Regions from separate parts of the Mus musculus genome. Here region 2 is linked to region 1. A link is a loop called in an ENCODE intact Hi-C map of the cell type or tissue named here. Cell type or tissue: left cerebral cortex. All regions are shown on one strand. Each heading gives the region's core, and the rest is flanking DNA. Links, peaks and the distances in the headings are about the cores only. Region 1 overlaps Zfp385b (zinc finger protein 385B). Region 2 has its middle 48 kb from the start of Zfp385b.

What was found. Peaks named below come from ENCODE experiments on the same cell type or tissue, not always from the same donor. Only the 100,000 strongest peaks of a DNase experiment are listed, where the experiment ranks them.
Region 2: a loop joins it to region 1, with 2.2 times the contacts of the local background. A loop is called at or near these places in 2 of 42 quality-filtered maps.

What each region holds. Positions count from the first base shown.
Region 1 is chr2:77,800,169-77,805,550 of GRCm38, reverse strand. The region is part of intron 1 of Zfp385b (zinc finger protein 385B); the gene reads left to right. Among named protein-coding and RNA genes, the nearest start is that of Zfp385b, 14 kb to the left of the region's middle. In left cerebral cortex, for the core only: no CTCF peak of the experiment used is centred there; no DNase peak of the experiment used is centred there.
Region 2 is chr2:77,861,978-77,867,359 of GRCm38, reverse strand. No RefSeq gene overlaps it. Among named protein-coding and RNA genes, the nearest start is that of Zfp385b, 48 kb to the right of the region's middle. In left cerebral cortex, for the core only: CTCF peaks have their summits at 936 and 3,018; DNase peaks (open chromatin) are centred at 3,145, 3,631, 3,878 and 4,276; H3K4me3 peaks cover 792 bases; H3K27ac peaks cover 1,080 bases.

The DNA.
Region 1 (5,382 bases), core at 111-5,110:
TAATTTGTTAAATGTGGATGATTAGAAGAATGCTATATGTCCTCTAGAAATGATAGATCCAAGGAGGAGGAGAATCATTCAAGGATACAACAACATCAAACTTTACAGATCCCAAGAGCCATATTACTGATCACCTGGCAAGCTTATTTTCTAATATTAAGGGAAAAATGTAAAAGAAAACATCTGAACTGCTCCATAGGAGTAATTATGCGGGTGGCTTGAGGACACCTCTGCAGGATGGGGTTTTAATAGTCTCTAGAGCCTGTGCCTAATTGGGAAGGTCATGGAACTCCCAGGGCCTCTCTGGCTCCCCCCCCCCACTTCTTCTTCCCTTTCAAGATTTCTGATGACCAGGCACATTGGGGTCAGAACTCTTTATGGGCAGAAGCTGCTCCAAACAGCTCAGTTTGATGAAGGACAGGATGGAATTTTTGTGACCCTCCCTAATCCCTGTGGCCGCTATCTCTTAACCCGCTTCAGTGAGAGGACTGGCACAGGCCCCACCATCTGTGTCACATAAGATGGCTTTGAACAGGCATGGCAGTTGCCCGACAACCCTGAAAGGGTGGCATGTGGTTACGGAAGTCGATTCATTTTCTGAAGCTCCAGCAGGCACGACCAGATTCAGTGGGCAGGGATACAGGGAGACAGATTTCAACTCAATACGAGAAAGTACTTTCTAATGATTCCAACTTTCCAATAACAGTCTGTCTGCCTTGAGTTTCACATCCCCTTGAGCTGAACAGTGAAAGTCAGCAGTGTGTGGATCAGTCACCAGAAACCAGCAGCAGGATGGAAGGAGTTCCAGGGCTGAGTGGAAACTCAGCTGAGCTGGCCTCTGATCTGTCCCCTTGGCATAATTGTTCAGAACGATTTGCATATTGGTTATAGACAGGGGCAGGAGGATGCAAGAAGGAAGCAGGAGCTGTTTCTAGACTCCTTAAAAGAAGAATGGTCATGCCTTCCCCCAGTTCTTAGCACATGGCATTTACTTAGCTCTTGTGCCATTGCATCGAACGATCTCATTTAGCAACCCAAGAGTGCAGATTCCAGGCTGTTATTCGTTAGACAGAATCCCACAACTGATTCCTGCCTTGCACACAAGGTCAAGCTTTACAACCATCCCCAGGCTGTAAGCAAGCAACCTTGCTTAAACGTCCTTGAGAGCCTTTGCGTGTTTCATACCACTCTCTCTGCTTCTCATATGCTGTTTGCAATATTAGATCTCACTAGGCATTATCTTTGTTGGTAAACCACTCATCTCGCTCCTACCCTAAAAGAAATACCTGGGATGAGTTTTTATCCTCCAATTAAGAAAGCAAAATGCTGCAACACTCTGTTTCCGACTCTAACCCTAGTCACATCCTAATTACCTCTCCCATACGTTCCATCTCTGGAGACAGGGAAAGACGGAGAAAGTAATGAGGCCTGAATCCCACCCCACATCAGATTCGGGAGATACCCGTATGCAACACCTTTGGTTTTCCCATGGATCTGTTGCCCTCTGTGATCCTGGTGGTGGGCTGGGCTATGTTTTCTGTTTCCATGACTTCAGAATTTTCCGAGAAGACAGGATGATGCTGACGAGACCCAGTCCTGGGCAGAGCAATCTGGGAAGTGCAGTGGGAAAGAGTCTGTTCCTTGTGGTCTGACTCATCCAGATGAGGCCCCTGCTGCATGGCCCTGGATAACTTACAAACATGGTGAAGCAGAAGACTCCTCTAGCGTGAAATCAGTGTGTCACGTATCTCGTAGGATTGGAGACTCGGTGAGGTACTCTATAGGGAGTGTTTATCCTGGGCCAAATAGAAAATGAACAGCTGAGAAGTGATTGGTGCTAATAGCTGGAAACTCCCTTTTCTTTCCTTCTCTTCTCTCCAACACCTGGAAGGCACACACACACAAGTCCCAAGGAAGTTTCCTCAGCTCATGCCAAGTCCACTGTTGTTGAATGTCATTCATCCTCCATCTTGACTTGCTGGAGGAAAGCAAGATCCCATTTTCTGATTCATGCTACTCAGAAAGACGAACCCATTTCCCAGTGGCTGGGGGAATATATTTATTCTTGCATTTGTGTAGAAGACATCCATGGTACTGCAGAGACAGGAAGTGGGGGTAGGATTGTATCTTGATATCATATAATGTATCACACCCATATCAGGATTCCTTTGTTTGCAAAAGCTTTGACAGAGCGATGGTGACACAGCAGCTCATAGACACCTTATAAAAATTTATGAAGTTTGGGTTGTAAAGAACACACTGCACATACTGAGCAGTCACATTTCTTTTTAAAATAATTCCATCCCTAGGCCCATTGTCTCCACATCACCCATAATAGAAGTTCATTCTATGGCTAGACACCTTGCCAGCCTGTAAACTTTATATGGGCTTTTGGCAAAGGCTGATAGTTTTATGAGATATGATTTTTCTCATCTTACCAAATGAGATTATTTGAGACAGCGTCCCTGGATATAAAAATTCCAGTGCTGAGTAAAGCAGTACCTTGGAGACTCTGGGCATTGATAGCAGGGTGGCAAGGGAGCATAAGAAGTCAGCCCCCAGAGCATTTCTCTTCACACTGCTCCTTCACGTATCCTCTGTGTGGTTCTCAGGACCACCTCCAGGCCGTCTGCATCTAGGTTGGCTCATCTCATGTGCGGTTCATCTTCTATCCATGAACCAGCTCTTATTTATAGAACGCTCTTCTTTTCGTGCGGTCTTTTCTAGAACCATGTGGCATTGTCCAAACCTGCTGCTGATCATATGGCAAAGTCTAGGCTAGTGAGAATGTAGTCCTCTTGTTGCAAAAACATACAGTTAAGAAGGTACTTAATTTAGTATGGGTTAGAACAGATATCCCCTCCCTGCAACACAAACAGAGGTCGATTGAATAAGTCAAGAGTTCTTTTTTGAGTCTCCTGTGAGAGGAGTGGACTGATACTAAGGTCTCTTTACTCTGTCTCTTCTGCTTCTTCTATGGGAGCTGCTTCTTCATGCTATTTCATTGTCAACACTCCTTTGATCCACAGGTACCACCATCTGCTGGCGCAAAGCCAAGAGTGACTGAAATGACTTTCAAGGGACTTGGAAGGCAAAACCAAACCAAACCAAACCAAACCAAATCAAACCTTAGGAAGATTTCTTCCAAGATGGAGCTGAGGGGGTGACACGGCACTAGGAATTAGATGCAAAGTTTGCAATCCTGTTTCCACTCTCTATTATTTGTGTGATGTTGGATAATAATACTACCCCTTGACTTTGTTATGTACAAAACAAGCAATAGGGTAAGGTAATTCTTAATGGAAGACTCCAACTGAAGCAACATACACAGGGCCCTTATGGGCCTGCCCTGGGTCTTCTGCATATATGCTATAGCTTTCAGTTGGTACTTTCTATCAGTTGGACTCCTGAATGTGTAAATGAGTGGGTCTCTGATTCTTGTGCCTGGTCTCAGGGCTCTTCCATTTCTCCATTGGCTTGACTTGTCCAATTATATGATGGTTTTTGTTTTATCTTATGTTATTTCCTCGTGTTTTCTGTTATCTGCTGGAAGCTTGTCCTTTTCTAATGAGAGACAGAAGGGGCGGAGATCCCGATGGGAGAGGAAGTGTGGATGAACGCGGAGGAGTAGAAGTAGGGAAAACTGTATTCAGATTATAGCGTATGTGAAAGGAATCTATATTTTAATAAAGGGGGCAAAAGAGAAAACTATAAATTGTTATATGTGTAGACATGGAAAACCACCCTCTCTCCTCTATACAATTGGATTTAAGAAGTAGATGCCTTGAAAATCAGCCAGTGGAATGTGAGCCTGGGAGAGGTCTGCTCGCAAGACGATTGCCCTGCTACTCTGAGCTCTAGCTGAGGGACTTTCAGAAACATCTCTGTGCAGAAGGCCAGGTTACTGGTCATGACTTGGCTAGAGCAGACGCCTGGAGTAGTGCCTTACTGGAGAATGTAATGGCTTCCTGGAGAACATAAAAGCAGAGCGGCAAGCAGGGCCCAAGGTGGACAGCTGAAGTGCCAACATTCATTTCATTGTATGTAGGAGAAGGGGTAATAACTTCCACCTTCAGTTGTTTTAAAGATGGTTAATTGAGTAGTTGGCTAAATGTGCTCTCTCTCTCTGTCTCTCTCTGTCTCTCTCTGTGTGTGTGTGTTAGTATGTGTGAAAATATGTATGCTATGTGTCATGGATCCACACTTAGGCAGGTGTGCATGCCTGGATGAATTCGTGTGCAGGTCAGAGGAGGATGCAGAGTATCTATTTTTCTTCACCTCATAATTAGAGATGATTTCTCTCACTGAACTACACAGTTCAGCATCTTGGCCCGGCTAGCTGGCCTCCAGTCTTTCCGGATTCAGCTGTCTGCACGTCCCAGTGCTGGCACTGCCAGCATGTGTAGCCTTGCCTTGCTTTTACGTGGGTGCTAGGGCTTCCAACTCAGTTCCCTTTGCATGTACCTCATGTGATCTTGACCCTTGAGCATCTCCTAAGCCCTTACTAAACTTTTTCAGGGTGCTTTCACCTGCATTTATTCATTCAAACGCTTTCGACTCCCCTAATATGGTTGGTGATGGCCTTTCTTTCTTGCCTGTCTATGGGTAGGAAGAGTGCTAGGTTAAAGTTTTGAGAAGGACTAGCCCATGCCCAGGGCAGCACAACTCCATATGGTAAGAGCTGCCATCTCATGGAAGCAGTTAGGAGTCTAGCAGCTTAGGGTAGGCTCATGAATCAGTCAGTTCATATCTCAAACCTCATGGGTCAGAATCTCCACTTTGACCCTCCAGATGGTTCATCTAGACACTGGCTTCTGAGAAGTAGTGATTTTGAAGAATCCAGTACCTCCACTGAAAACTTCTCTCACGTGTCATTGGCATAAGGTGAGCCCGTCCGAGTTCATTAGGGGATGTTGAAAACGCGCTCAAGGGGCCACAGAACAGCCTCTTGGATTATACACATAAAATACAATCAGAAGATGTTTCTATTTCTTTCCACACTAGCAGAAAATGCTGCGTAGAAACACTCATTAGAGAAGCAGGCTGGAGGATGCTTTTCTCACCTCAAGACTTCATCATTTAGCTCCTTCAAAACTCCTTTTGAATGTCACCACCTCATATCACCAGATTCCCACCTGAAAACATGCAAAGGTAGCAGGGCCAGCAGGGGACACGCCTTGCAGATAGCAGAGTGCCTAAACCAACTTGAATGACATTTTGGAGCTCAGTTTCTGACACAGTTTCAGACAAGGAGACGGCTCAGCCACATTCTGACAGCTGTTGATCTCGGTTCTAAAATAGCCGTCCTAGATGCTCTGTAAGAATGTGGCTTTGAGATATAAACTTAGCTGAATAGCATCAAATCTTGAACACAGAAATTCC
Region 2 (5,382 bases), core at 145-5,144, 62 kb before region 1:
TATGTGATATATATATATATATCAGAAATCTACCCCTTGTCAACTTCACACATAATCATATCTCTTTATGTTGTGATTAATTTCCAAGTGAAAACAATAACCAGGTTATAATAACACCTAAACAAAACATAACTATCCCACATACAATCCCAAACACATTACATATTTAACAAGGTCATAATTGTGCCTAACATCATATAACTATCCATCTTACAACTGCAGATGCCTTATAAATTTAGAATAGGTGGCAATGTCCCTTGGGGGACATTCTATTAGTATTGCAAACACAAATAGGATAACAGTTGATATTTTCTTCATTGATATTACATCATACAATAAAGAAATTGAGGAATGAAAACACAATTATATGTACAAATGTATTTATAACAACAATACAACAAACCCTCTTATTAACTATAACCCTCACTCCTGTAACTGGTCACAAAGCCTAAGCTGGTATGATTGACTTCCTCTAAAACTCAGTCTGTATTTCTCCACCCCTAGCTAGGATCTTAGTAGGTCTTGGCTCTTCTCCTAGAGGAGCAACACAGACTTTCATTCCTGAAAGGTTTCTGGCTCTTGTCATTCTGCCTGGATTAGGCTGTTGTGTTTTCTGTGAATTTTAACCACAGGACATGGTAGCACCAAAAGAAACCCCACGAGATCCTCTCTATTCCAGAAAGACTTTTCTTACCTCCACTGTGGGAAAACAATCTAATTTCCCTATGGTAATCTGGATCTATCACCCCTCAACACTGTTATTCCTTTCTTAAGGGCATCAGAAGCCCAAAGTGGCCAGGGGAAGTCTAAGTTTCCAGTTCAATGGAATGTATGCTGTGGCTCCTGGCAGGAGCACTGCACCCTCTGTAACCAAAACTTTCAGGCCAGCAGAACTTAAGGCAGGAACAGAAAGCAAAAATTTTCCTAGTGGGTCACTAGGGGTGCTAGTGAGTGGAACTATTTCCTTTTCCACCCCTTGATTCTGGACCAGTGGGTCCTGGCTATGGGAGAAACCATACCATATACTGACTGCTAATTCAAACTATATACCGCCTTCTTGAGAACCCTGCCCCAGGCTTCCAGGCGTCTGCCACCTAGTTGGGACTGTAATTGTGTCTCCAAAAGACCTTTCCTTCTTTCTTCAGGCCATCTGCTTCAAGATGGTGGGGTACATAGTAAGACCAGTGGATTCTATGATCAGGGGCCCACTGTCACACTTCTCTGGCTGTGAAATGAGTTCCTTGGTTAGTAGCGTGCACTACCATGATGGTGAATTTAGCATCTGTAAGTTCATGGTTGGTGGCTTTGGCAGAAGAATTATGCGCAGAAATGGCAACCCCATACCTAGAATAAGTATCTCCTCTCCTACATATTGAGGACAATAAGTATAAGACAAAGTATTGCCCTCTCTGCAGAAGAAGTGGTCCACCAGGTCATTGGCTTGCCTCCCTTGGAGAATGGCGCCATATGTGAAGCTCATTGTTGGTCTCTGCTGTTGGCAGATCTTGTGTTCAGCTGCAGCTGTAGCCAGGTCAGCCTTGGTGAGTGGAAGTCCGTGTTGTTAAACCCATGCATAACCCTCATCTCTGCCACTATGGCCACTTGGTTCATGAATAATGACAGGGATGATCGTGGGAAGAGGCTGACTGTCCACACTGATCCTATCTACTTGATTACTGAATGCATCCTCAGCAGAAGTCATCTTCTGACGAGCGGTTACATGGGACACAAGTATCTCTTCACATTCTTCACCAATTTGGAGAGATCTATCCACAGACTTCTTCCCCAGATGTCTCCTTCACCAGTCTTCCAATCAGGCTCTTTCCGGGTCCCAGGCCATGCAGCCAATCCATTGGCTGCAACCCATGAATCGGTGAACAATCACATGTCTGGCCACTTCTCCTCTCAGACGAGATGTATGACTATGTGTGCTACCTGATGTTCCACCCACTGGGAAGCTTTCCCTTCTCCAGCATCTTTCAGGGTTGTCCCAGAAATAGGTTGTAAGGCTGCAGCTGTCCACTTCTGGAACACGCAGAACCATCGATAAACCAGGACCTAGTTTTCTCTTCTGCTCAGTCAGCCGATCATCGGGAACCCCATGAGCTATAAGGCGCATGCTTGGCAGCAGACGGCATTGTAAACAGAGTAGAAACCATAGGCATCCGAACAACTTCTTCATGTAACCTGCTTATGCCTTCAGGACCTGCACAGGCCTGATCGCATATGCACCACTTCCTTTTGATAATAGACTGCTGCTGCGCACATCCTACTTTACGACTTAGTATGTCAGATAACACCCTGCCCATGATAGGCAGCTCAGGTCATGTGGTAACATGGTGGCTCATTGTCCTTTGTCAGGGTATTTTATCTCAGGGACAGGAAATGAAAATAAGAACAAAAAACTGTTACTGAGAGTATAGTTATGATAAACCTAATCATGTGGTTCTTACACCTTTGGAACTGATTTGGTGGAGGGATACTGGAAGTCTAGGAACTTTGCATTTAAAATTCCCACAAATTATGTAAACAAATCTCAATAGGTCATTTCAGGTGGGTGCTTGGCAAGACAAAGAATGCAGAGAAAAATGTGGAGATCTGAGGTTTCAAAGGGAGGGCAATGACTCGTGCAGAAATGGGAAGAGGAGACATTTATATGATATTTTAGCCAAGAGTCACATCCTGAGAACTGGAGAAAAGTTAAATATAAAGACAACGGACTCCTTTGTTTGGCAGATGAAATTACAAGGCTTGGTACTGAGAAAACAACTGTAATTATTAAAGAGCCACCGCTATCTCAGATGCTATCTGAGATGCACTGGGACAATAGGAAAGATGCCCTACCCATAGGACACTGTATTTTTGTGACAGTCCAAATGCATTTGAAGGAAGAAAGCCTAAAACAAAGGCGATTCTTACTGTAGGTATACAAAAGCTCATAGGCTGGGCCTCCAGGGGGCCAGGAAACATTCTGAGTTGCCAGAAGAACTTGGTATCATCATTGTCATCATCATCATCATGGTACTGGTTTTGTGGGCATGGAGACAAAGCTGCAGTCCTACGTCACAGTTGCGGGGTGCTGCCGACACTGGGCGCTGCTGGCTCACACATTATTTAAAGGAAGAGTTACAGTTTTCCTGAATAAACACCATTTGAACTGACAAAGTGAAATATTCTCTACAAGCAGTTCTGGTTGTAATCTGGTCCAGATGGCTCTAAGTGAAATCCTGCCTCCCATTGGGTGATTTAGGAGTCCTTCACTCACACAGTGCCCTGAAGAAACACAGACCAAACCTCTAAGCTAGGGAGGCATAGCCCACAGCGTGGCTGAACGCAGGCAGAGAGTAACACTGTTTCCTTCATTGCTGCTGAAATGGCAGAAATCTGCAAGGAAAGGGCTGAAATTTGTTTTCACTTCACCACCACTTTTTAAAGGAAGACAGTCGAAAAATCCATGCCAGGAATGTACACATTCCAGGGACAGGGGACTCCACACTAGGGAATAAGGACGGCAAAGATTCCCTCCGAAATGAAAACGAAGAGGTTCAGCCCCTATTCATGTACGCCCTCGCCCCCTCCCACACTCTGTTGCTCAACTTTTCCCCGCAACCCACTCTATGCTGGAAATAGAGCGATAGACTGCTTGTCACACTTATGCAAGGCTCGCAGCCTCAAGAGCCTCTCACATACTGACGCGCAGAGTGGGAGCTCACCCAAGAGGTTAAGAGTTGAGGTTTCACAGGGCTTCGTGGTACCCACGATGATGATACCCACACAGAGTTGAGAAACGCAGAAAACAAAGCAGATCTGTGGCTGTAACAGTCTTTCTGCTTTCGGATTTCCCGGCAAGTATGTGTGCCTACCCTTCCCCACTGCTGCAGCCTTTTTCCTTGAGTTGGAACCAAATCGGGCCCGTGCAGAGTTTTGGAAAGAAATATGATGCCCTACATACTACTGCTGGGCGCTTGCTGACTGGCAATTCAGGCGTACAGGGACCATTTTGTTGTCTCTGTCTTGCTAAGCCAGGGCCCTGATCCCTGTCCTTGAGTTTCCTGCTGGTGGCCTCTTCTGTGAACTTGCCTGCTTTGTGAACTCCAGCGCTGCTTCTCAGTTGTCGGCTACAGCAGCTCATGTACTGTTTACAGAGAATAGTTGTCGATGCAGTAGATACTCATGACATGAAGATGACTGATTTTTCAAGTGCACAATTCAGCATCCTTAAGTATATTCACCTTGTGCAACTGTCACCACTATCCATCTCTAGGGAATTTTCACCTCTCCTGCTTGAAATTCTGTGGGTGTTCAGCAAAAACCTCTCTCCCCCCTCTGCATCGCGTCCTCCAGAAACACCCCCACTTGTTTCTGAGCTTGGCTCATCCCGGCTCTCCATGTAAAAGGAATCCCACAGGAACTGCCTTGCTGCACTTATAGTGACCTCACACAACACACTATTTTCAAGGCTTGCCCATGGTGTAGTGTAAACCAGAACTTCATCTCCTATAATAGTTGGATGATATTATTCTATATTATATACTATATTTTGCTCATTTGTTTATCCAGCAATACTCACGTGGATTGTTCCTACCCTTTAGCTATTATAAATGCACTACAGTGGTCTGTGTCTGATTCCATGATTTCAATTCTTTTGGTTCTGGAACTAGATCACATACAGATTCGGTTTTCTTTTCTTTGAATTTAGAGCCTGATTCTCACTGCATAACTCAGACTGGCCTCATACCTACTAAATATATAATCCAGGCTGGTCTCGAACTTGCAGAGATTTTTTTTGTTTGTTTGTTTGTTTGTTTTGGTTTTTTGAGACATGGTTTCTCTGTGTAGCCCTGGCTGTCCTAGAACTCACTCTGTAGACCAGACTGGATTCGAACTCAGAAATCCACCTGCCTCTGCCTCCCAAGTGCTAAGATCAAAGGGGTGAGCCACCACTGCTCAGCGCAGTGTTCTTAAGAGCTTTCAAAGTGGTAGGATTCTAAGATGGAGGCAACATGGCCAGCTTGTGAATTATTTTGAAGGACCACCATACTGTTTCCCACAACATTCACAGACTTACTAGTAGTGCAGTTTCTTCATATTTTTTCTGGACCTTGTTATTTTCTAATTCTGTGTGTTGGTTTTTGTTTAAATCATAATCTAGGTGGATGTGAAATGATACCCAGGCTTTGTAAAAATCGTCACAGGTAAGCCCAGAGATTATAGTTTAATGGGTCACAATGTTTTTTTATTTTTCAGAATTCATCAGGCTATATATGAATATGCATCCATGATTGATAACCTCTGTATTAGCTACTTCTTTATTGCTGTGATAAAATATTATCACCAAGAAAAAAATATATGTACACACACACACACACACACACACACACA